2 separate regions of the Homo sapiens genome follow, and region 2 is linked to region 1. Evidence: read pairs that join two places in POLR2A ChIA-PET (ENCODE). Cell type or tissue: PC-9. All regions are shown on one strand. Each heading gives the region's core, and the rest is flanking DNA. Links, peaks and the distances in the headings are about the cores only.

Region 1 (8,775 bases), core at 776-8,775:
TCTAGAACCTCATTTCTCTGCTAACTGGGCCTGTCTACAGCTCCTCCTCCCCCGTGTCTGTGGTGCTGTGCAGCCTGAGGTCAAAGGAGGAACCATGTGAGGAGGGGAGCCTTCCACAGAGTCTCCACACCCACCAGGACACCCAGGTAGGTGGGACTGGGAAGCTGCGGGCCGGCCAGGCCCGAGCTGCTTCTCTCCTGGCACAACTGGGCCCCAAAATGGGCAAGGAGCAGAAGCTGGGAGTTATAGAGTAAAGCCTTCTCCACAAGGGACACTCTGGGGCCTGGGCCTCTGTGTCCCAGGGAGGGGCACGCGTGCCCGTGTTTGTTCATTGCACTCTGCTGAGCATCTCCCAGCCCTGCCGTGCTGGAGACGTGGGGAAGACAGCAGATCACAGGTGCTAATGTGGATGAGTGCAATGATGGAAACAGGCAGGTGTCTGGGAGCCCATGGCGGGGAGGGCTGTGGCTCACTGGAGGTGTCTGCAGAAGCAGGAAGGAGCCGACCTCATGCTCAGGTTGGGGAAGTGGCACAGCTAGATGTACAGCATCAGAGGGCCCCTCAGGTTCCATGTTTGGCCACCTCTTCTGGGAGAACTGGATGGTGAGCTCCTCCCTGGCCAGGTAACCGGAAGTTATGACTGTCCCTGGGGCTGATGGACCCCCAGTTTCTTCTTGAGCCTAAGAGGCCATGGGAGAAGACGCTCAGGACAAATGAAGGGAAGTAGTGATTATTTTTTCTTGCCCATTCATGTGTTTACTCAGAAAATATTGATTGGGGCCCCATCTGTCCCAGGCCCTGTGCTGGGTGGGCCTAGCTGCAGGGGAGAGAGGTGGAGTAGACACAGGTTTTGACTTCCAAGAACGTACTCTATAGTGAGGGAGAAAAGACGTGCAGAAAGCACCTGCAACAGAGGTGGGGGTGCTTCTGAGGGAGGCCCGAGCCCTGTCGCCCTGCAGAAGAGACAGGGTCCAAGACAGAGGGAGAGCCCAGCTAGACACACAGCAGACATGGTGCTCGGGCCTGAAACCACATCACAGACGCACAGCCAAAGCCTCAGGTAGATGGGCAAGCTGCCTGCAGCCAGGCTGCATGCCACCCTGTGAGGGAGACAGCCAGACAGACCTGGGTTTGAATCCCAGCTGTGTGATTTTGCCACACTGTGTGATTTTTAGGAAGTGGCTCAGTTTCCTCATCCAGAAGATGGGGCTAGTAGCAGCACTGTGTCACTGGATTGTACTGAGGATGGGGCTAATGAAATACTTTGATGTGCCCAGAGCATAGTGGGTGAGGGAACCCAGCACAACAGGACTGGGAAGGAGGCAGGGGCCAGGTGGAGGTGGCTGTGGACCTGCCAGTCCCGGGCACGGTCTGCATGGAGTAGCTGCCATTGCTCCTTCTGCCAAAGCAGAACATGCTCCTTCCTATCTCTTCAAAGTTCTCTGCTTTTTTCCTTCATAAAACTCCCCACAGACCCCAGGACTGCGACGGCCGTGGTGAGAGATGCTGGTTGGGATAAGGGCAGCAGTCTGTCCTGACCCCTCTCTCCCTTCTCTCCAGGGCACCTCTCACCGGTGGCCAATAACCATCCTGTCCTTCCGTGAATTCACCTACCACTTCCGGGTGGCACTGCTGGTGAGCAGGGGCATCCCACCTACCCTGGAGGTCTGGGCACCCCTGTCTGCGACGTGGGGCTTGAGGAATGGGGGGTTTGCACAGTATGTGGTAGGGCTGGGGGCACAGTGTCAAGCAATGTCAGCAGGGAGTGCCATCTGCCCCGCACCCCCAGAGCCACCTCACCTTCCCACTGCCCTTCCACCCAGGGTCAGGCCAACTGCAGTTCAGAGGCTCTCGCCCAGCCAGCCACAGACTACCACTTCCACTTCTACCGCCTGTGTGACTGAGCTGCCCTCCTGAGGCAGCACCACACCAGGGACCAGGGGTGCCCAGGCACCCCCCAACACTGGATGCAATGGTGTTACACTGGAGCCCGCTGCAGGCCAGCTCTGCTGTTCACTGGCCCTACCCGAGACTGGTGAAACTGGAAGTCTTCACACTGGAGTTGCTGTTCCAGCTGGTCGCCCCTCACGGCACAGAGGGAACCTGAGAGCCAGAGACTTCTTGGGCCTTCCTGCCTGCCACCCCCTAGGGGCCAGGACAGGACCAGTTTACCTCTTTCCAGATATGGTGGTTGGAGGGCTGGTTCAGGTGCCCTGGAGGGAAGGGGAAGCCTGTGGCCCTGATTTGTTCAGAGCCCATTCTCCCTTGCCTCCCCTTTTGAGACTGGAGCCAACCCTTTTGGAGAGAGGACCTGCCCACCTTTGAGATCAGCAGGGGGCTCGGATCCAGCCCTAAGAGACTTGGGTGGACCCCCATGAGTCAATGGAGGGCAGACGGCTCTCCCCCTTAAAGCTGTTCCCTGGGGGATGGCTTGGTAGTGGACTTTCTGGGGTTTGCCTGTTACGCCAGACTCGGACTTCTAAGCTTTAAGTGTGGCCCAGGAGGTTTCTTCTCCCTGGGAGGGCTTGGCTCCCAAGAAGTCCCAGGGCAGCCGAGGCCAGCCCTGCCTGGGTTGGAGAAACTGACTTTGTGCCTTAAGTCTACTCAGTGCCTGGTGAAGCCACCCTCAGCCCTTCACAGGCCTGAACCAGTAGGGGCCAGTGGGCCAGGTAAGCCCTAGAGCCTTGAACCAGGAATATCCAGGAAGAGGAAATTCCCTTTGAGCCCCCAGATGGTATTGCAGCTTCACTGCCTGCGTTCCTGGGAGCGTCTGGAGCTCACAGTGATCAGTGACCACATCATTCTCTCTGAGCAGAGGAGCAGGAATCCCTCAAGCAGCAGCCTGGTCTTGGCTGGTGGGCAGATGCAAATAGCTTTTGCTGTTATTAATGAAGTAATTACTAAATGCACTTAAACCAGGGCAGGAAGGAATGGAAGGATGGAGCTAGAAAGCTCAGAGTGGGCCAGAGCAGGGGTGTGACACTTGCAAAGACAGGGCTCTGACTCTGATCCCTCCCAGGGAGCCTCCGACACCCATCCCACTCCCAACCACCAAGACCCTGGGTTAGGGAAGAAGTTGTATCTTAAGTGCCACCTTCAAGTTTCTTAGTGGTGCCTGGTGCATTCCGAGGCTACATCCAGGCTCATGGAAGGAGTGTAGTATTCATTTAGCCATGTCTGCCATGGGTCCAGAAATGGGAAAGGGAATTGCTGTCCTTGCCCTGTGGTATGCTGCCACCTCTTTGGGAAGCAGGCCTTGCCCCTGTCCCACCACTCATTCTCAGCTTTGAATGGGAGGCCTTTCTATAGTGGAGGCCTTTCCTTGAAGCCTATGAACTGCAGGCCCCCTTTTGCCATTGATCTCAAAGCACTTGTCCTCAGGATAGGGAAGAGCAGGGGGATGCAGGAATAGCAGGGATAGCTTGCTCCCAGCCCCCTCCCCAATTTGGTTCCGTTGACATAGGAATTTTACGATTCCCAAACCATGCAGGGGCTGAGCCTTCCTTATGATGACTTTGTTCTCCCTCCCACTGGGGGAATCCTCCCTATGCCTTAAAACTGCCGAGCCCCACTCCATGTAATAGGATTCCTGGGCTTCCTCAATGGGGGTTCATGTTCTTGGACTGCGGGCCCTCAGTCCTTAACTGGAAAGTGACCGTCCACTGCCCCATGGAGCCCATCTGGACACAGCACAGCCCCAAAACCGTTAGCAGCTGGCTCTGTTTCCAAGCCTGGGGAGGGGTTCCTCAGTGCAGGAGTTGGGGACAGGCTGGGGATCCAAGCTGCTTGAGGGGGTCAACCTTGGACCAAAGTTGCCTTAAGCCTGTGGTAAAAGGGCTTCAGGGAAGGTAAGTGGGCCACCTGCTGGAAGCTGCCAGCTGCCCGGCTGGCAATGGTGTGAGTGTCTTGGCCCTGTCCCTGCCCTGGGGTCCAGCAGGTCATCCCTCCCTTCTTCTCTCTCCTTTGGCGTTTGTTCCTGTAGTCACTGGGCTAATCTCCCCCTAGCTTCAAGCTGTACATAGGGCCTCCCAGTGCAAATCCTCCTGCCCATACCGTGCACCCTTAGAAGCCTGCGTGTGCATAGAGCGCCCCCTACTTCCCAGTTAACTCCCAGTTCTTCTCCCTGAGCTTGGTATTTGTCATGTGCCAACTCTGACTCTGAGGTGGGCAGTGAGGGAAGCAGCCCCGGGCCTGCTTGCTTCCTGTCCCCGAAATGTTCGTTTCTTCTGAAGTAAATATACATATATAAATAAATGTATAAATACTGCTTTGTATCTGAGCTTGCCTCCTTGTCTCTTCTTGGGATTGGTCTGGTGGGAGAGGAGTCACCTATAAGGCTAGGGCCAATTGGAATTCAAAGTTCTTCCTGAGAAGCCTGGAATCTCTGAGCGCCTGAACCAGAGGGCCAAATGGATGCTTCATACCCCTTATCCTCTTAGCTTCATATTGGGGCTAGGAGTGGACTCATCAGCCTCTCCCATGGCCACACCTTCCCCTCCTGCGCACCCGCTGCTGCCCACCTGCATTAAAAGTAGCCACTGAGGAGAAAAGCCTTCTTAGGGGGAGAAGCTGAGCCTGGTGAGGATGCCCCAGCACAGAGAATGGTGGCTATGTTTATGGCAGGGACTGGCCTAGGGCAGAATGGACCGATGTGGGTTCCCAGAGAAGTTTGTCCTAGAAACAATAGAAAAGGGTAGGCCCAGACCCTATCCACAGGTAAGCCTTAAATTCCAATGACAAAACACCGGTGCTACACAAATCTCATCCCCCTTAAGTAGATCAGCAGCAGGAACTGTGAAAGGCAGATGAGAAATGGGAAAGGGAAGAGATTGGGGAAGCAATGTAGGTCCCAGCACCCACCACCCCTGCAGAATGGGCCCCAGACAGGACTGCTATACATCTGCATTTATTATGAGCAGCAGGTGGGACACTTCCAGCAACAGTAAAAAAAAGTAATTTACAAAAGCAGGTTTCAGTGAAGCCATCTGGTTGTTACCTAAAAGAGGAGAGGGGTATCAAAATAAGACCAATGGCCCTTCTTTCCTCCTTCTCTCCCTGCACCCCTGTGCTCCTGGGGCAAGGGCTATTGAGCACACACCTCTGAGGATGAGCCACCAGAGCTGATTCCTAGTGGCCTGTTTGGTGGATTGTCTGCAGCAAGTTTTAAGCCCTGGATCTTGACCCCCTTTCAGCCAGCTGACTTCCCAGCAGCCTCTCCAAGTCACTGGGGTCTGACTTCTAAGAATGTAAATGTACAGCCATGGGATGCCTGCGTCCACACTTCTAGGTGGTACATCCCAAAGGCAGATCGAGGCCTTGGGCCATGTGAGCTCAGAACTGAGAGTCACATTTGGCTCAAATCCGTATGAGGGGCAGGGAAAGAGGCACAAATGTCTAGTGTCCCTACCCATTCCACTGAGTCTGTCTCCATCAACCAAGGGGTCATGCTGGTAAGAGCTTTAAGGACCCTGCTGACCTGACTCTGGGGAGGCTTCCCTGGGCTGTGCCTTGGAGGCTCACGCATCCATCCCATTGCAGCTCTTACCCTTGGGTGCTCACACGTAGATGCCAACCCAGAGCAGCAGGAAGAGGACTCCAAAGCCCATGAAGAGTGAGGCCACTAAGGAGATGAGGAGCTCTTTATAGATATCACGAGTGTACTTGGTAGAGGTGACCTCGTAACTGGGCACAGCAGTTAAGGCAAAGCGAAGGGGTGGACTGTGGAGTGCAGAGAGCCCAGCCCACGGCAATCTGAGGAGAAAAGCATTGGCTCAATGCCTTCTGGGAGGCCTATCTGGCTCAGAGCAGCCAGGCAGAGGGGCCTAAGAGATGCCTTGGACTCTGGTGCTCCACTGCCATGAAGAAAATGAGACCCAGAGGAGTTAGGTCACTTGCCCCAGGTCACACAGCTCATGAGGGCCGGAGCTGGGACTAGCCCTCAGACCTCCTGACACCTGAGTGCACCCTTCCTTATACCACCTTTCCAACTGTAGCACCCCTATTCCCCACCTCCACTCCAGCCAGGTCCCCTGCTCACTGTCCTGGAAATCCAAAGAACAAACTGAGCTCACCTGAACTTGGGAAATAAGGCTATAACCTGCCCCTGGGCATCACTAGCCCTCCTCTCCTCCTTACCTTCTCTCAGCCCCAATCCAATGTACAAAACCGGCGGGGTCCATGTACCTAGCGTGGTTTCTCCCTGAGCTTCCCACATCACTAATGCTGGTCCTCTGGCTGCTCAGTGAAAGGATACACGAAGAACCAGGCGGTGAAGAACATGCCAATGGCCAAAAGCACCACGGTCAGATGGGGGAAGACAGCTGGGTTCACTGGGCTGGTATATCTGCTCATGGCCTCGAGCTCCTAGAGGAGGGAAAGAGATCAGAGCTATCAAAGAATCCCACGATTTCAGCCTGGAGAGAACATGCGGTTATCAAGGAGCCTGGTGCTGCCGTGAAACAGAGGCTGATTTTAGCCCGGAAATGTAGCTGCAGATCAATGGCCCTTATTAGCATTTTCTGAGGCCAATAATCTGACCACTATGAAAACGTGACTAAAGGTACGAACTCTCTGCCTGAGAAAAACCACATACAAGAAAAAGTTTGCCTACAATTTCCGGAGCTTTGTGGACCAGTGTCTATAGACACCAAGCTGAGAACCCCCGCTATAAGTCACTGACTGGTGGTACCCAGATCTCAATATCTTTTTTTTTTGACGGAGTCTCATTTTTTGGACGGCGTCTCACTCTGTCGCCCGGGCTGGAGGGCAGTGGCACGATCTCGGCTCACTGCAACCTCTGCCTCCCGGGTTCTAGAGATTCTCATACCTCAGCCTCTCGAGTAGCTGGGACTATAGGATTACAGGTGCGCACCACCACATCTAATTTTTGTATTTTTAGTAGAGATGGGGTTTTGCCATGCTGGCCAGGATGGTCTTGAATTCCTGACCTCAGGTGATCTGCCTGCCTCGGCCTCCCAAAGTACTGAGATTACAGGTGTGAGTTGCCGCGCCCAGGCTCAATTTTTTTTTTTTTCCAGACAGTCTTGCTCTATCGCCCAGGCTGGAGTGCCTGGAGTGCAGTGGTGCCAACTCGGCTCACTGCAAGCTCCGCCTTCTGGGTTCAAGTGATTATCCTGCCTCAGCCTCCCGAGCAGCTGGGATTACAGGCGTGAACCACCATGCCCGGCTAATTTTTTGTATTTTTAGGAGAGACAGGGTTTCACCTTGCTGGCCAGGCTGGTCTTGAACTTCTGACCTCCTGATCCGCTCGCCTCAGCCTCCCAAAGTGCTGGGATTACAGGAGTGAACCACCGCGCCTGGCCCTCAATTTCTAATTCAGTATTTTCCTCACTACCTATGCTATTATGGAATCTTGTGAGCTATGGTCAAGACATTCAAGTTCTGGTTCTGAGTAATCTGAGTCTGAGTAAAGCGACTGTAATATCTATTTCACAGAACTGAAAAATAAGAAAGATGATGAATCAAAGCATCTAGTGCCTAGCAGGGAGTATTTTGCTCAACAGGTATTTGCTTCCTTCCTAAGGCTGTAGGGAAGATGATGAGATAATGTCTTTTATGAAAGAGGGCTGTAAACGTAAAGATCTGTACAAATGTTAACTTCATTGTCACCGGTCAGCCAATGCTTCTAAAATCCAGAACATAACAACTCTAGAGAAGTAAACTGCCCCCATTGTTCTGAGACACTGGAATTCAATTCAGTAAACAATCACGGCCCCCTTCCCCCAAAATGATAAAGACAATCACTGCCATTTATTGAGCTTCCAATTACGGGCCCTCTGTTTGGCACTGAGAATACAAAGATGAATAGACATCATCCCAGAGCTAGATGCGCGTCAGACGGTGGTCACTAGGAGGCGTGGCCGAAAACAAAGAAGTCCATGGAACGTGGCCAGAGATCTGTACAGAGGCTGTGGGCGCTCCTAGGAAAGTCTGGCCAAGTGCCTGAGAGTTGGAAGTGCTTCACCAATAAACATTTGCCCAGGGCATTGTAGGATGGGCACGGGTTCGGCAGAAGAACTTTCCAAATAAAGATAACACACCACCGATAACAGAGATATACAAACTGGAAGGTATTCAAAATTCGCCCCACGCCTCTCGCCCTTAGAAATCGCGAGCTGAGAAACCTAAGGAGTTCATGGCAAGGGGCTTCCCCCTTCCCCACCCTTCAGCCCAAGCCGGAGGTTCCAGGAGCGTCTAGCCCTCTGGATCTCCGGCGTCTGAGGAGATAAGCGCGGTGTGGGTCAGACCCCGAGGGGTCCTCGCATCTCCGTCTGGAACTCCCCTCAACGCTCTCACCATTTTGCCCCGCGAAGGCTAATCCGCCGCTCCGCCACCGGAAGAACACGTCGGCAGGAGCAGGCGCCTAGCACAACCGGAAAAGGAAGTGCCTCCGGCGCAAGTGGCATTGAGGGACTTGTAGTCCTGCGATTTCGGGTGTAGAGGGAGCAGGGGCCTGCGGGGACCTGGTGTGGGTGGAGTGGGGACAAGCGGTGGAGAAGGGTACGCCAGGGTCGCTGAGAGACTCTGTTCTCCCTGGAGGGACTGGTTGCCATGAGAGCAGCCGTCTGAGGGGACGCAGCCTGCACTACGCGCCCCAAGAGGCTGTGCGTGGCGAGCAGGTCACGTGACGGGAGCGCGGGCTTTGGAAGGCGGCTGAACGTCAGGCCACCCGCCGCTAAGCTGAGAAGGGAGAGCGAGCTTAGGACCGCCTGCCCGGGGCAACCCCGAACCAAGCTTTAGCCGCCGAGGCCGCGT
Region 2 (16,475 bases), core at 5,173-13,172, 710 kb after region 1:
TGACATCCAACACAATGAGTTTATAGGTTTCTGTTTGTAGCTTCAACTCTCCAGCACCTCACCCCTCAAAACCGCCTTCAACATTTAGGACACAGCGTAAGTGTCTTTTTTTTTTGAGACGGAGTCTCGCACTGTCGCCGGTGGCGCAGTCTCGGCTCACTGCAACCTCCCCCTCCCGGGTTCAAGCGATTCACCTGCCTCAACCTCCCATGATGTCTTGATTCAAAAGCTCTGCTGCTCTCAACTGCACAGACTTGTCTTCAAGTCCAGCAATACTTCTCTGATTTTCCACTTATTTACCAAAATGACCCTGTATGCAGCTGACTGAAGTGTTACCGTGAGAAAACCATGTAATGTTCAAACGGGTTTTTTGATATTAAAAGAAACAGCAGTACCCCCTTGAGAAGTCGACTTAGAGAAAGCTGGAGGCTCACGGCGGGGACAGGAAAGGCTTGTTTCTCACATGCCCGTGAAGTGATGTTTACACAAGACTCCAGCTTCAAAGCCCATGAAAGTGGGGGACACGCAAGTTGGTTTCTAAGGAAACATCCATGATCAGGGGAAAGAGGCGTCTCTGGCAAGGAGAACTATAATCTTTCTCCTGTACTTTAAACCAAGGCATGAGAAGATGAAAAGCCACGGAAGTTCCTCTAAGCTCCACAGACTTTCTCTGAATCCCTGTGACTGGCTGCTTTAATTCTGCCACCTTCCGTGCCTGGCTCTGCAAAGGTGCTCAGTAAATAAACGTTCATTGAATGAACAGACATTATGCACCCAGTGTACAAGTCCTTTGAGAAAAGGGGTCAAATCCCAATTCCCTTGAAATCCCGAGACATTTAATTTAATCAATGTTGAAGTAAAGTGTACAACAAAAAGTGCTGCATTTGGCAACACAAACACTAGAACCCAGTCCCCAAAGAGCAATAGAGAAATGGCCACCATGTAAGCACTGGGAAGCCAGCCAGCGGAGCTTGCCATCATCTGTCTAGCTTTTTTTTTTTTTTCCAAGACGGAGTTTCGCTCCTGTTGCCCAGGCTGGAGTGCAATGGCGCGATCCCAGTTCACTGCAGCCTCCGCCCCCTGGGTTCAAGCAATTCTCCTGCCTCAGCCTCCTGATTAGCTGGGATTACAGGCGCCCACCATGCCCAGCTAATTTTTTTTTTTTTTTTTTGTATTTTCAGTAGAGACAGGATTTTGCTGTGTTGGCCAGGCTGCTCTCAACCTCCTGGCCTCAGGTGATCCACCCACCTCGGCCTCCCAAAGTGCTGGGATTACAGGTATGAGCCACAGTGCCCAGCCCATCTGTCTAGTTTATATTCCATGCAGACTGTGCTGTAGATCCTCCTGGGCCCTACTGAGTGTGAAGTCTAGTGGAGGCCCAGCACCAGGGGAGCCAAAACAGGGATGCCTGGGCAGCATGGGAGAGCACAGAGAAGGGGCCCTGAGCCCAGACTTGGAGGCTCAGGTGGGCCTGGAGTGGTGGTTCAAAGGCCCAGGAAGACAGGGGGCAGAGGGGTTTGGAAGAGCACAATAAAGACACAGGAGCGGCCCAGCGCGGTGGCTCACACCTGTAATCCCAGCACTTTGGGAGGCCCAGGCGGGTGGATCACAAGGTCAGGAGTTCAAGACCAGCCTGGCCAATATGGTGAAACCTCATCTCTACTAAAAATACAAAAAAATTAGCTGGACATTGTGGTGCATGCCTGTAATCCCAATTACTCAGGAGGCTGAGGCAGGAGGATTGCTTGAACGCGGGAGGTGGAGGTTGCAGTGAGTTGATATCACGCCACTGCATTCCAGCCTGGGTCACAGAGTGAGACTCCATCTCAAAAAAAAAAAAAAAAGACATAGGAGCATAGACCGGCATCATGGATGTGGGGACCAGCACTAGGGTGTTGCTGGAGTGAAAAGCCCACATGGGAAGTGGTGCGGGCTGAGCCAAGAGCTGAGCCATGGCATCTTTGGGTGCTGAGCCAAGGATGTGAACTTCACCCCGAGAGCCATGAGCAGCCACTGAAGAATTTCAAGGAGGGGAGTAACATGATTTGATTCTTTTATTTTAAACTAACCACTATTTAAGCTCAGTCTATCCATGGAGGAAAAGAGCTAAGACAGGCAGACAGTTAGGAGGCGATTGTAGCAAATAATACAAACCAAAAACATTGGAAATGTTAAGAAGGTGGGTGACTGGTGTGGTAGCCAGATGGTTAGCAGAGCTGACCAGAGACGGTAAGGACGGGGATGGAGAGACAGGGAGAGGGGGAGTGGAGGGGAGCCCAGATGTGCAGCCCTGGAGCTCGGAAGAGAAGCAGGCCTGAGAGCCACAGAGCCCCAAGAGGTTGCCCGGAGAGAGAGTCCCGAGTGAGAAAAACAAAAACCCATGACAGGTCCTTGGGAAATTCTGCCACTTTCGAGGTTGTGGGAAGAGGGGAGCCCATAAAGGGCCTAGGAAGGGAGGGCAAAGTCATCCTAACCAAACAGACGTCAACATGAAGGCGATATCACCAATCAGAGGGGGCAGGGTGTTTCATGGAAGGAGAGGGCACAGCACCAAGTGCCCAGAGATTTCCCTGGGCACTCATATCAATGAAGTGGAATCAGCAAGAGCAGTATTGAGTGGCAGGGTGGAAGCCTGGGAACGGGAAGTGGGGGGACTGGAGTGAAGGGAAGATGAGGAAGAGGCGACAGGAATGGAACAGGCAATGCTTTCCAGTTGGCTCTCAAAGAATAGCACCACAGCAAGAGGGGTTCGGGCTTGAGGGAGGCTTTCTTTCTTTTCTTTTTCTTTTTTTTTTTTTTTTTTTTTTGAGACAGAGTCTTGCTCTGTCACCCAGGCTAGAGTGCAGTGGCCTGATCTCAGCTCACTGCAACCTCCGCCTCCCGGGTTTAAGCGATTCTTCTGCCTCAGCCTCCTGAGTAGCTGGGATTACAGGCGTGCGCCACCACGCCCGGCTAATTTTGTATTTTTGGTAGAGACAGGGTTTCACCGTTTTGGCCAGGCTGGTCTCGAACTCCTGACCTCGTGATCCTCCTGCTCCTCCGCCTTCCAAAATGCTGGGATTACAGGCGTCAGCCACCGCACCAGGCTGGGAGGCTTTCTTTAAAGGAGGTGGAGTATGTCCCTGTTTATATGCTGAACGGACATTCACCCCAGGCTATGGGTGGAGCGCTGGGCAAGGAAGAGGTGAGAGGAGAAAATGGGGCTCAGATGGAGGAAGGAGGGTCCACAGGAGCGGATAGAAGGAAGCGGAGCTCCCTTTGCCCAGTGACACGGCAGTCAGTCCTCTCCAGCTGACATTGCCATGTGGGAATGTGGGCTCAGTGAACATGACAAAATGTTGAGAGGCCATACATTCCATATTTTTGTTTATTGTTTTGTTTTGTTTTTTTGGGACGGAATATCACTCTGTCGTCGCCCAGGCTGGAGTGCAGTGGTGCAATCTCAACTCACGGCAACCTCTGCCTCCTGGGTTCAAGCAATTCTCCTGTCTCAGCCTCCCGAGTAGCTGGGATTACAGGTGCCTGCCACCATACCCGGCTAATTTTTATATTTCTAGTAGAGACAGGGTTTCACTATGTTGGCTAGGCTGGTCTTGAACTCCTGACCTCAAGTGATCCGCCTGCCTCGGCCTCCCAAAGTGTTGGATTACAACCATGAGCCACCATGCCCAGCCAGTCTCCTGATTCTTAAATGTTTGCAATTACCTCCAAAAAACAGTTTCATTTTGGTACAGGCCAGAAACATGGCTACGGCCCACACTGAGCCAATGACCCCTCCACGTAGCTCCCTATGACCCAGGATTTCCATAGCCCACAGTCACTCACTTCTTCCCCTCCAGCTCACCCTCCATGTGGGCATCTCCCTCCTAGGAGGCCTGAAAAAGACTTTCCTTTAGAGGATCAAAAAGACTTTTTCTACACTCTGGTAGATCTTCCACTAGGAGTAGATTCCAACCCTTTAATTCTGAGTCTTTGGTTTCTGCCCCACCCTGGCTTCTGGGTTTAATAGGTACTGTCTTAAAAGAATGTGGATATTCCACGGCAGCCCTCCCTATGAAGAAACGCTTGAGACTCCTTCTGAAGGAGTACGTAATCCTTCTGTAGTAAGTGCATTTCCTATGGGCTTCTCACAAAGCTGAAAGAAGAGTAGGGTTTGAATTTCCAGGCCCAGGAGAAAGAGGGGCTGGGCTCCTGGGGTCCTGAGCCATATCCTTCCACGTGTGGCTTCCACAGCCCAGGCAGGCATGCCCATCTGTGATAAAGGGTATCATTATCATAATCAAGGTCATCCGTCTTTCAGTCCCCATCACTTCTCTCACCTGCATTTGGGGTGGAGACTGAAACTGCCCCGGCTTGGCTGCTGGCTTCCTTCTGTTTGTTCTGGTCTTTGCATTCCAGTGCTGATGGCTGTGGTGTGTTCTAACAAGGATAAAGATTATCACCAGGTCACTCATCAAATCATCCAATCAATGAGCACTTTTCAAATGCCTACTATGGGTGTATAAAATACCAGAGACCCCACGTTTACCACTACCACCCCCCAACACACCCCAACCCAGCCCAAGCTCCACCATTGCCTGGAATCTCTAGCTGTAGAGAAGATAACAGAGAATCTTTAGAAGACAACTGGCCTAAGCTGAAGGACAGCCCTTTGTGAAAGCCCGGGGAATCTCACACAAAGGGGACAATGCTATCTCCGGTTCATCCACCCACCAGACCCAGTCATTCTCCTCAAGGGCTTTGCAAGGACAGAAGGAGAGAGATAAGGTACAACTGAACACTGAGGAACAATGTGTAAGAAAGGAGGGTTTTATTGTGGGACCACAGCACTCATCGGTTACTGCCCTCTGGGTATCTTTTCTCCAACAGCATTAAGCTGGATACTGCGGGGCAGGGGTTCCGATCACTAGATTCAGCTCCACTCAGAGTTCCTGATGCCTTACACAGTAGATCTCCAATCAGAGGTCGCTACCATCTGTGGGGAAGGGGAGTGTTCCCATCAAGAAGGAGAGCCCACCTGGCCATGGGATTCCCTGACCAATAGCAGGATTCCGTCTGGCAGCAACACTGAAACCAGTTCGTGGAGAACTATGGTTGCCATCAGTGTTTTCAACGGGTTACTCTTTTCATGTGTTTGCCCAAGTCTAACACCATCCCAGGAAATTACTCTTCCCAGCAGGATGCAGTGGCTCACACCTGTAATCCTAGCACTTTCAGAGGCTGAGGCAAGAGGATCACCTGAGCCTAGGAGTCCCACACCAGCCTGGGCAATATAGTGAGACCCCCACCTCTACAAAAAATAAAAAATAAACAAAATTAGCCAGGTGTGGTGGCACACAACCGTAGTCCCAGCTACTCAGGAGGCTGAGGCAGGAGGACTGCCTGAGTCCAGGAGGTCAAGGCTACAGTGAGCCATGATCACACCACTGCACTCCAGCCGGGGCGACAGAGTGAGACCCTGTCTCAAAAAAAAAGGGAGATTGCTCTTCCCCAGGGGATAGTAACCCAAAGGTTACATGAAAGGATTGAATCGGGACCTTCAGTTTCAAACAGATTAAATTTCTTTTTTATTTTCTTTCTACTGTTTTCTTTTCTTTTCTTTTTTTTTTTTTTTTTTGAGACAGAGTCTCACTGTGTGTCCCAGGCTGGAGGGCAGTGGCCAGATCTCAGCTCACCACAACCTCCAGCCTCCCAGGTTCAAGGGATTCTCCTGCCTCAGCCTCCCAAGTAGCTGGGATTACAGGCGTGTGTCACCATGCCCAGCTAATTTTTAGTATTTTTAGTAGAGACAGGGTTTCACCATGTTGGCCAGGCTGGTCTCGAACTCCTGACCTCAGATGATCCACCCACCTCAGCCTCACAAAGTGCTGGGATTACAAGTGTAAGACATCATGCTCGGCCTGTTTTCTTTCTTTCTTTCTTTTTTTTTTTTTTTTTTGACAGACTCTCGCTCTGTTGCCCAGGCTGGAGTGCAGTGGCACAATCTCACTGCAACCTCTGCCTCCCGGGTTCAAGCAATTCTCCTGCCTCAGCCTCCCAAGTAGCTGGGATTATAGGCATGTGCCACCACACCAGCTAAGTGTGTGGCTAAGCTTATTTTTAGTAGAGACGGGGTTTCACTATCTTGGCCAAGCTGGTCTCAAACTCCTGACCTCAGGTTATCCACTCACCTCGGCCTCCCAAAGTGCTAGGATTACAGGCGTGAGCCACCGTGCCCAGCCTTTTTTTTATTTTTTAAGAGATGGGGGGGGTCCCACTATGTTGACCAGGCTGGTCTTGAACTCCTGGGCTCAAGTGATCCTCCCATCTCCACCTCCCAAAGTGTTAGGATTACAGGTGTGACCCACCTGGCCGGGCCAAATGGTGAAATTTCTTATTCATCCTTCCTTCTTACAGGTGAACTATCTTCCCTGTTCCGAGCTTTCAGGAGGACTGTTGGGGCCACTTAAATTTTTCCTCCCCATAATGAAGCAAATTCTTCATTAGAGTTTTCTAGATGCTGAGACAATAAATTATTTGTCTTTGTCTCCGAGAGCTTAGCAGTGTCCCAGGCATTCTGGAAATGTTTGTGGCTTGGATAGATGAATGATGAGTGATGAAAGAATGAATGAGTGGTGAATAAATGAATGAATGAGTGGTGAATAAATGAATGAATGGTGTAAGAGTCTTTCAACTGAATGATATTTGCATTTCTCTAACAATCGATGGCATGAAAATTTCCAAGGTTCTTAAAAACTGCACATAGATTAATCCCATCTCACTGATTCTTCTTTCTTCACAAATTTTTAAAATTCTAATAATAATCAGATATAAATTATTTTACAAAAACAATCCTGTCTTTCCCAGAAAAAGTTTGGTTGAGAAATTCAGCATGTGATGACTCTTCTTTTTATTTCAATTGTTCAGTTTCTAGTTATAAAATGAAACTCAGAATAAGTCCAAATAACCACAGAAGGAAGGAATTTTTTTTTAATTTAGAAACAAAGATTGAATAATAATGGCAAACACATTGGCGCTTACCACATGCCAAACGATTTTTACCCTTATGTCAACTCCTTACATCAACTCTGGAGACAAGTACTACTACTACCCCGTTTTACACAAGAAGAAACTGAAGTACAGAGAGCTTAAATAACTTGCCCTAGATGGTACAGCTAGAAAGAGCCAGAGCTGGTCAGGCACAATGGCTCACACCTGTAATCCCAGCACTTCGAGAGGCCAAGGTAGGCAAATGGCTTGAGCCCAGGAGTTCAAAATCAGCCTGGGCAACATGGCGAAACCTTGTCTCCACAAAGAATTCAAAAATTAGCCAGGACCGCCGGGCGCAGTGGCTCACGCCTATAATCCCAGCACTTTAGGAGGCCAAAGCAGGTGGATCACCTGAAGTCAGGAGTTCAAGACCAGCCTGACCAACATGGTCTCTACTAAAATACAAAAATTAGCATGGCGTGATGGCGGGCGCCTGTAATCTCAGCTACTCAGGAGGCTGAGGCACGAGAATCGCTTGAACCCAGAAGGCGGAGGTTGCAGTGAGCCAAGATTGAGCCATTGCACTCCAATCTGGGCAACAAGAATGAAACTCCATCTCAAAAAAAAAAAAAAAAGTAGCCAGGCATGGTGGTACACGCCTGTGGTCCCAGCTACTCAGGAGGCTGAGGTGGGACAATCACCTGATCTCAGGGAAGTCAAGGCTACAGTGAGCTGTGATCACACCACTGCACTCTAGCCTAGGTGACAGAGTGAGACCACCTCCCCCAACCCGGGCAAAAAAAAAGAAAGTGGCAGAGCTGAGATTTGAATCCAAACTACCTGGTTCATAAACCCACACTCTAAACACTAAACCATCCATTCATGTTTCATAGCATATATTAGGAAATATGAAAGAAGGAAAAAAAATCCAAGCCAAAGTTGCCAGTATATTCAAGATAAGAAGTTATCCTATAGAAAGCATGGCTTTCACCTAAACATGTAGATTACCTCACAGTGTCCTGTTGTAATTCATTGCCAAAACTAGAGTGCTTTAGAAATAACAGTAATAGGCCGGGGACAGTGACTCATGCCTATAATCCCAGCACTTTGGGAGGCCGAGGCAGGCAGATTACGAGGTCAGGAGATCGAGACCAGCCTGGCCAACGTGGTGAAACCCAGTCTCTTCTAAAAATACAAAAAAAAAAACATTAGCTGGGCATGAAGGCATGCACCTGTAGTCCCAGCTACTTGGGAAGCTGAGGTAGGAGAATCACTTGAACCTGGGAGGCAGAGGTTGCAGTGAGCCGAGATCACGCCACTGCACTCCAGCATGGGGACAGAGCGAGACTCCGTCTCAAAAAAAAAAAAAAAAAATAGCAGTAATATGCCAGGCGCAGTGGCTCATGCCTGTAATCCCAGAACTTTGGGAAGCCAAGGCGGTTGAATTATTTGAGGCCAGAAGTTCGAGACCAGCCTGGCCAACATGATGAAACCTCGTCTCTACTAAAAATAGAAAAATTAGCCAGGCATGGTGGTATATGCCTGTAATCCCAGCTACTCAGGAGGCTGTAGCAGGAGGATCACTTGATCCCAGGAGGCGGAGGCTGCAGTGAGCCAAGATTGCGCCACTGCACTCCAGCATGGGTGACAGAGCCAGATCCTGTCTCAAAAAAAAAAAAAGAAGAAAGAAAGAAATAACGTTAATATTACTAAAAGCAAGCAAAACAAAGATTCTATAGTAGCTGGACTAAATAAAGGAGTAGGAAACGAGTTCAGTTACTATTCACTTTAGAAAATGAAACAATCAAATCATTAAGTAAATGGTTTTCTGATACAAATACAAAATTAATCTGAAACCATTAAAACAAGTCACACTGCCTTAAAAGTCCTAGGCTCCCTCTGAAAAGTGAACTTCAGGAAAAAGCCATTATGAAATCTAGCCATCCTAGGTGCTGTTGCAATTCAATCACTAGAGATTAATATTAAGATACTCTATGAGTCTAAACTGTACGGAAATCATCAAGCAGGGAGAAGGAAAATCTTGTTAGTAACAAAGAACTATGCCTAGAGAAAATTCTCAGGGAGAAAAATTCTTCCACAGCCACCACTCTGATGTAATCTTGAAAGCAGGTTGGCCGGGAGCGGTGGCTCACACCTGTAATCCCAGCACTTTGGGAGGCCGAGGCGGGCAGATCACAAGGTCAGGAGTTCGAGACCAGCCTGATCAACATAGTGAAACCCTGTCTCTACTAAAAGTACAAAAGTTAGCCGGGCGTGGTGGCGCGTGCCTGTAGTCCCAGCTACTCGGTAGGCTGAGGCAGGAGAATTGCTTGAACCCGGGAGGCGGCAGTTGCAGTGAGCCGAGATCGCATCACTGCACTCCAGCCTGAGCAGCAGAGGGAGGGAGACTCCATCTCAAGAAAGAAAGAAAGAAAGAAAAAGAAGAAAGAAAGGAAGGAAGGAAGAAAGGAAGGAAAAGGAAGGAAGAAGGGAGGGAGGGAAGGAAGGAAGGAAAGAAAGAAAGAAAAGAAAACAGAGGTTGAGAAAAATAGAAGAGCAAATGACATTAAGGTGTGGGTGGGAGAAGAAAATTGCCAAGGAATTAAATGGTATAAAATATAAAGTGTTCTTAAAGCTTTTCCTTTTAAAATGTACTTATCTGTGGAAAATATTATACTGAGTGATGCGTGGGCCTTGAAAAGATTAAGGCTGGATCCAGACTGCGGTATCATTCCTGAGGTACAAGGAAAAGGTTTGAAGATGGGCCTGATATCATCAAAGCCAAGCACAGGTCAAAACCAACAACTGCTAAAGTGTTCTGAGCTGATCAAAGGAGGAATCCAAAGGCCAGTGCACCATGCAGCCTGGGACTGAATGATTGGCATTGTCATCTCGTCATTCCAGGACATGACCACTATGTGGCAGGAAAGGATGTGGCAGAAGGGCAGGCTATGGCACCAAACAACTCCTTGAAGCCACTCAAGAAAACAGAGGATAAGGAAGGGAAGGGGGAGGTCACTCCCCTGAGGCCCTCCAAGGCCCCAGACTCTCCCATTTCATATCTAAAAGTCATGGTGAAATGGGTGGAGAAAAGTGATACACAACCATTCCTATCAAAAAAGGTGGAGACATGATTACGCCCTTTATGTAAAACAGTTACTAAGTAACAGAAGACATAGCATTAAATAGCATCATTACGACATATCTGATTATGTTACTAGTGTGAATCACTCACAATTTCCTGTCCAAGAGAGAGCTGAAATTTTTATTCTAACAAGATCATAGAAACTGGTAATAGGCCAGGCGCGGTGGTTCACACCTGTAATCCCAGCACTTCGGGAGGCTGAGGCAGGCAGATAACCTGAGGTGAGGAGTTCAAGACCAGCTGGGCCAAAATGACGAAACTCCATCTCTAGTAAAAATACAAAACAATTTTGCCAGGCGTGGTGGCACGCCCCTGTAATCCCAGCTACTCAGGAGGCTGAGGCAGGAGAATCGCTTGAACCTGGGAAGCAGAGGTTGCAGTGAGCCGAGACTGAGCCACTGCACTCCAGCCTGGGTGACAGAGGGGAGACTTCATCTCAAAAAAAAAAAAAGTAAACACTGGAAATGACTTAAAAGTCCATCAATAGAGGAATTGTCAAATATGCAATATATCTATGCTGCACAATATTTCACAATGAAAAGAACGAGGTAGGTCTGTTTTCACCTACATGGAACATCTCCAAAACGTTAAGAGGGGAAAAAGGAAACTGCAAAACAGCACAGTCCAATCTTATTTATGGTTTTATGGGTTTTGTTGTTGTGGTTGTTGTGTCGTTGCTAACCCACAAAACTCTAGGCTTCTATGTTAACATACAGACTTGTCCAAATGCATTGAGCAAAGTCTACAGGGCACATGCCAAGATGAAGCTAATGGTTATCACTAAGAAGGAGCACGCAAGTGTGTTTGGAACAAGGGGAATTTCTCTTGTATTGTTTTAATTTTTTACAAAATGAATGGCATACTAAGATTACACTAAATGTAATTATAATTACACTATATAGTGTAATTATAATTACACTATATGGTGTAATTAAAAATTGAATCTTTGGGGCCAGACATAGTGGCTCATGCCTATAATCCCAGTGCTTTAGAAGGCCAAGGTGGGAGGATCGCTTGAGGCCAGAAGTTTGAGAGCAGCACGTGAGCAACATAGTGAACCCAGACTCACTCTAAAAAAAAAAAAAAAAGAAATTTTTTTTTATTAGCTGGGCATGGAAGCTGTGCCTTTAGTAAGAGCTACTCAGAAAGCTGAGGTGGGAGGATCTCTTGAGTCCAGGAGTTCAAGGTTGCAGTGAGCTGTGATCATGCCAGTGCACTCCAGCCTGAGTGACAGAGCAAGGCCCTTCTCTAAAAAAAATAAAATAAAAACAAAAAACAAAATAAATAGATCTTTGGAAATGTTGGCTCTAAAAATTTCCACCTGTCCAACAGAATATTCATTAGGATTGAAAGTACTTTACCAGCTGTGATTACTTCAACAAGGGGAGGTTCATTATTCAACAAATATTTATTGAGCATCTACTGTGGGCCAGGCACTGTTCTAGACTCTGGGGATATATTAAAAATCCCTGCCTTCATGGAGCCTATATTCCAGCGGACTTTATGGCCTCTCTTCCGCCTCGCTTCTCCCACTTCCTTTGGTGGGAGTGGTCTCTGGAAGACAGGCATGGGCATGGGGAGATAAAATATGCCCGGAGGCAGGGGCATGACGTAGATGAACTCTGACCATGTCTTCTAGGCCTGGGAAAGAGGAAAAGATAGAAAGGGTTTAAGGCTTTAGTGCAGACCCATAGCATCCGACTGGCCTCTCACTAAACATCCTCTGTATCTGTTCAAACCTGCCAGGCGCAGTGGCTTATGCCTGTAATCCCAGCACTTTGGGAGGCCGAGGCGGGTGGATCACCTGAGGTCGGGAGTTCGAGACCAGCCTGACCAACATGGCGAAACCCAGTCTCTACTAAAAATACAAAAAAATTAACTGGGCATGGTATCGTGTGCCTGTAATCTCAGCTATTCGGGAGACTGAGGCAAGAGAATCGCTTGAACCCGGGAGGCGGAGGTTGTAGTGAGCCAAGATCGCACCACAGCACTCCAGCCTGGGCAACAGAGCAAGACTCCATCTCAAAAAAACAAAAAACCAGCCGCACAAGTTGAGCTGTCGGCAGCTGCGCAGCTCCTAGCCACTCCTCCATCTCCTGGAGACTGTGAACCAAGCCACAAAGGGGAAAGGGGTGTGGCCGAGTGCTGGTGGGGCTTAGGAGCTCCTGGCTCCTCTGGGATGCCAATGAGACTTCCCTTCTGGCATGAGGCCACGTAGAATGATGATGGCTGAGAGTGCAGCAGTAGGAGGACAGAGGATAGCTGGTAAAGGGAAAGTGAGTAAGTGGAAGGAAGTCCATGTAAGAGCTAACTGTGCTCCATCTGGGCCAAAATGGGGAGATCACATCTCCCTTCAGGCGTCATCTGACACCAGACCAAGGCTCAGCCAAGCTTTTCTGTGCTGGAAAGCCAGAAGCCAGGAAGGAGAGCCTGCTGCTCCTGGGTGCCCTCACTTTCCAGTCCTCTGCTCCTCTGTCCCCCACACCAGACTACCTGGCTCCAGCTTGCTTCTTGTCTAAGCTGAACAGAATAGAGAAGAGGGCAGGTGAAATGCCTCAAGACAGGCCTGGCATGAAAAAGTGGAACTTAGTTTGTGGCTTACCCAAGAGATTAAACATAGTCTAGTTGTATCCACGCAATTAAGATGGGAAGGTTAAGGATCCTGTATTCCAGATCAATCTGCACTCACAAAACGAGGACCGTAGTAAACGCAAAGGAATGACTCAATAGTAGCGAAATTCAGACATCCTTGACAAGCCAGTAGGGGAGATATTTCAGGCTAGGGCAGCCTCACCTGAGGCCTTCAAATCATACTATAAAGGTACCTGGCTGCCCCACCTGAGCCCAGCCTAGCCAGCTTCCCAGCTATGTCAGTTCACACAGGTGCTAGAAGGCTGGGGTAATCTGATTGGCCCAGAGAGTCATGTGTGCTACAGAACACTACCTTCGTTAACGATCAGAGTCAGGTTTGAACCTGTTCCTCCCAAACCTACGTGCTGTCCCTCAGAGAGCCCGATGATGACACACAGGGCGTGGTATGTGGCTCCGAACCTCCCCAGTGACTTAAAAAATCCAAGTGGGTTTTAAATTGCTGCTCCCAGTTGATCATACCAGAAATCGAGCTATAGAACCGCCTCAACATCATTTTTTTTCTCCCACTTTGAGCTAAGTGAACAAACTGGGAGATTTCTGCCTCACCACTTTACATAGTAAATAATCCTTTCATCTCCCCTTTGGCTGGGAAGAGCTTACTCTGTGTGGACAGGGAACCAGCAGAAGCCTCTATGTCAGCTGAGTTTTGAACAAGGCAGCGTTGAGCTGGGAATGCTCACTATCAAGTTTTTTCCCCCTTGACAACTGGATGTGGACATTGCTCAGACATACTGTATCACATTAAAACATACAATTCTGGCCAGGCACAGTGGCTCACATCTGTAATCCTAACACTTTGGGAGGCTGAGATGGGAGAATTGCTTGAACCCAAGAGTTCGAGACCAGCCTGGGCAACATAGTGAAACACCATCTCTACAAAAAAAAATCAAAAACACAAAACAAATTAGTCAGGCGTGGTGGCACTTGGGAGGTTGAGGTGGGAGGATTTCTTGAGCCCAGAAGGTGGAGTGGCAGATGGCACCACTGCTTTCCAGCCTGGGGGTCAGAGTGAGACCCCATCCAAAAAAAAAAAACAATTTTATCCCTGCCTTTCAAAGGGATTTCCAGTCTCAATGCCTCAAATTCTACATTCTAGAAGAACTTTGCCTGCCAGGCACGGTGGCTCACGCCTGTAATCCCAACACTTGGGGAGGCCAAAGTGGGTGGATCATGAGGTCAGGAGATTGAGACCATCCTGGCCAACGTGATGAAATTCCATCTCTACTAAAATACAAAAAATTAGCCAGGCAGGGTAGTGCATACTTGTAGTCCCAGCTACTCAGGAGGCTGAGGCAGGGGAATTGCTTGAACCCGGGAGGTGGAGGTTGCAGTGAGCCGAGATCGCGCCACTGCACTTCAGCCTGATGACAAAGCAAAACTCCATCTCAAAAAAATAAAATAAAAGAACTTTGTCAAACCCTGAGAGAAATAAATGCACTTGCCAAACCCCAGCATGATGTGAGCACTTTGCTCTCCAGATGCCACAAATACTCTACTGCGCTCACATGTCAATATATCACAGCCAAGTGCTGCCCAGCAAATACACAGGGCTTTGTCTCATTCTGCAGCGCTGGACGCTGGCCACGGAGCCACTGTTGCTGTGTCTGTCAGGCTCAAAGAGAGCGGTGGGGCAGGCAGGGGGCATGGGGCAGTTCGCTGCAAAGACAAAGCCAGCCCCGCATTGCTGCAGGTGGGAAACACAACCCTCCACATCCCAGCCAGGCTTTCCAGGTCAAAAAATTCTCTAGGAAGGAAGGGAAGGAGAACAAAAGAATAATCAAAAGCCACACTTCCTAGACTTAAGCAGTGAGAGACGTTTCAGATGCCAGCCACCCATTTCGGACCAAACTGGGCAGATTTGGGGTGTCTTCTCCTCTTCCACACCCGAGCACTCCTTCACTCCCTCTTCCTCAACTTCCTGCCCCAAGCAACACCCTTTTTGCCGTTCTTGCCACCCCACCTTTCTTGGGCTTCAGGTCCTCGACTTCAGAGTCTCCAAGCTTTTCCTCTGCCTCCTTTCCCACCCCAGCAGGGCAGTCCTGGGGGCTGGAATGGTGTCAATTTGAGAAGTTTGCCAGCCAACAGGGCACAGAATTTAGCTGAATTCACACTCAGCAGCTCAAGGAAAGCAGCCAAAGTGCAAAACTTCAGCAACCGTTTATTAGAGAATGTTTATTTTGTTTTGTTCTTTAACTTTTGTTTGTTTTTACCCTAAGTACAGGCTAAAACCTGAGAGATCAAGAAACTAAACAGTAATTGACAGAAGGAAAATTGGAGCACCAGTCGCTGAGGGGAAGTGTATGAAGTGATCGGTTAGTGATAAGATGGCTTATCAAGTTTCTGCCACGTGCCATGTGCCTGGCCGTGTGCTGGAGACATAATGATGGACAAGCATACTACTTCTCACTCACAGAGCTGACAGTCCGGAGCAAGAGGCAGACAGACAAGCCATTGGCCACTAATATTTTAATATGAATAGTGCTAAGAACAAAAAAGTACAGAGCAACATGAATGCGTGAGATAGCTGGGGAAGATGGGGAGTATCCAGGAAGGCTTCCAGGAGGAAATGACCTCTGAGCTGAAACCCAAAGGATGAGGAAGAAAAGCCTGCATGAAAGCCAGGTGCTGGAAAGAGAAGAGTATGTTAAAAGAGTACTGGGAAGAGCTGAGTGTGGCTGCAGAGGCCGGCTTGAGACTGCAGAGGCTGACAGTAGCTAAGTCAAAAGCAGAGACCACCAAGTGCTCCCTGGGCATTGGCTGGAGTATGAAAAGGCTGAGACATGTAGTGTTCGGAGCCACCTCCAAGACCTTTTTTTCCCTGTGTGAACCTATGTACAGTTCACGCTGGCTTACTGAAGCATTTCTGTCCAACTTTTAATTCTCCATATTCCGTGAGAGTTCAGCAAATGCTCATAAATACAAAACAATCAACAGTCCAATCCATGTCAGAGTAGAGTGAGTGGGGGACACGCCCTGACTCCCATGTTTTTTCCTGTCCTTATTTCTGCCACCAGCAAAGCCCAATCAAAGGTTGTCCACGATTACATAACCAGGCATGGCAAGTAAGCCTCAGCGGACACACAGGATCTGACCACTTCCCCTTCGGAAACTGTAAAACAACGAAAGTGGGCTGGGCACGGTGGCTCACGCCTGTAATCCCAGCACTTTGGGAGGCCAAGGCGGGGGGATCCTGGGTAAGGAGTTCGAGACCAGCCTGGCCAACATGGTGAAACCCTGTCTCTACTAAAAGAAAAATTAGCCGGGCATGGTGGCGGGCGCCTGTAATCTCAGCTATTCAAGAGGCTGAGGCAGGAGAATCACCTGAACCCAGGAGGCAGAGGTTGCAGTGAGCCAAGACCGTGTCATTGCACTCCAGCCTGGACAACAAAGCAAGACTCCATCTCAAAAAAAAAAAAGAAAAAGAAAAAAAAAGTGAGTGTTTGCAGAACATGCAGAGTGGCCTTTTTACCTGGGTTGCCGGCAAGGTCTGGACTCACCATCCAGTGGCAAGAACCCGATTAATCCAAGGTGTTTATTTCCTTTTGATAAACAGTAACATGTGATTTTCCATTTTTAGACACAATAATTACTTCAAACTAAGAGCAGTCACCAAAATCAGTACTTAGAGGGAGTGGTTTTCCTTCATAAGAGGGCAGCAGCTCAGTTTAAAAAATAACTTCTTTTAAAGTCCCTGCCTCCAGGCCGGGCG

What was found. ChIA-PET counts read pairs that join two places held together with the same protein. Peaks named below come from ENCODE experiments on the same cell type or tissue, not always from the same donor. Only the 100,000 strongest peaks of a DNase experiment are listed, where the experiment ranks them.
Region 2: POLR2A ChIA-PET joins it to region 1 with 6 read pairs; 2 of 35 experiments call an interaction of 5 or more read pairs at or near these places.

Annotation. Positions count from the first base shown.
Region 1 is chr11:61,784,240-61,793,014 of GRCh38, forward strand. MYRF (myelin regulatory factor) reads left to right here. Exons shown (of 27, transcript NM_001127392.3): 25 at 41-146; 26 at 1,561-1,635; 27 at 1,824-4,279. The coding sequence ends at 1,904. TMEM258 (transmembrane protein 258) reads right to left here and starts at 8,360. Exons shown (of 4, transcript NM_014206.4): 1 at 8,317-8,360; 2 at 6,254-6,363; 3 at 5,546-5,682; 4 at 4,710-4,996. The coding sequence starts at 8,319. The coding sequence ends at 5,556. It overlaps FEN1 (flap structure-specific endonuclease 1), which reads left to right and starts at 8,672. Exons shown (of 2, transcript NM_004111.6): 1 at 8,672-8,775. It overlaps MIR611 (microRNA 611), which reads right to left and starts at 8,322; the gene lies at 8,256-8,322. RefSeq lists enhancers at 847-1,591, 1,592-2,336, 7,608-8,585, 8,378-8,672, 8,586-8,775. In PC-9, for the core only: CTCF peaks have their summits at 4,071, 4,280, 7,912 and 8,117; DNase peaks (open chromatin) are centred at 7,892 and 8,402; H3K4me3 peaks cover 1,747 bases; H3K27ac peaks cover 1,681 bases.
Region 2 is chr11:62,487,413-62,503,887 of GRCh38, forward strand. It overlaps a transcript of AHNAK not described here. Among named protein-coding and RNA genes, the nearest start is that of AHNAK, 51 kb to the right of the region's middle. In PC-9, for the core only: CTCF peaks have their summits at 9,897 and 10,097; DNase peaks (open chromatin) are centred at 10,139 and 13,049; H3K27ac peaks cover 1,806 bases.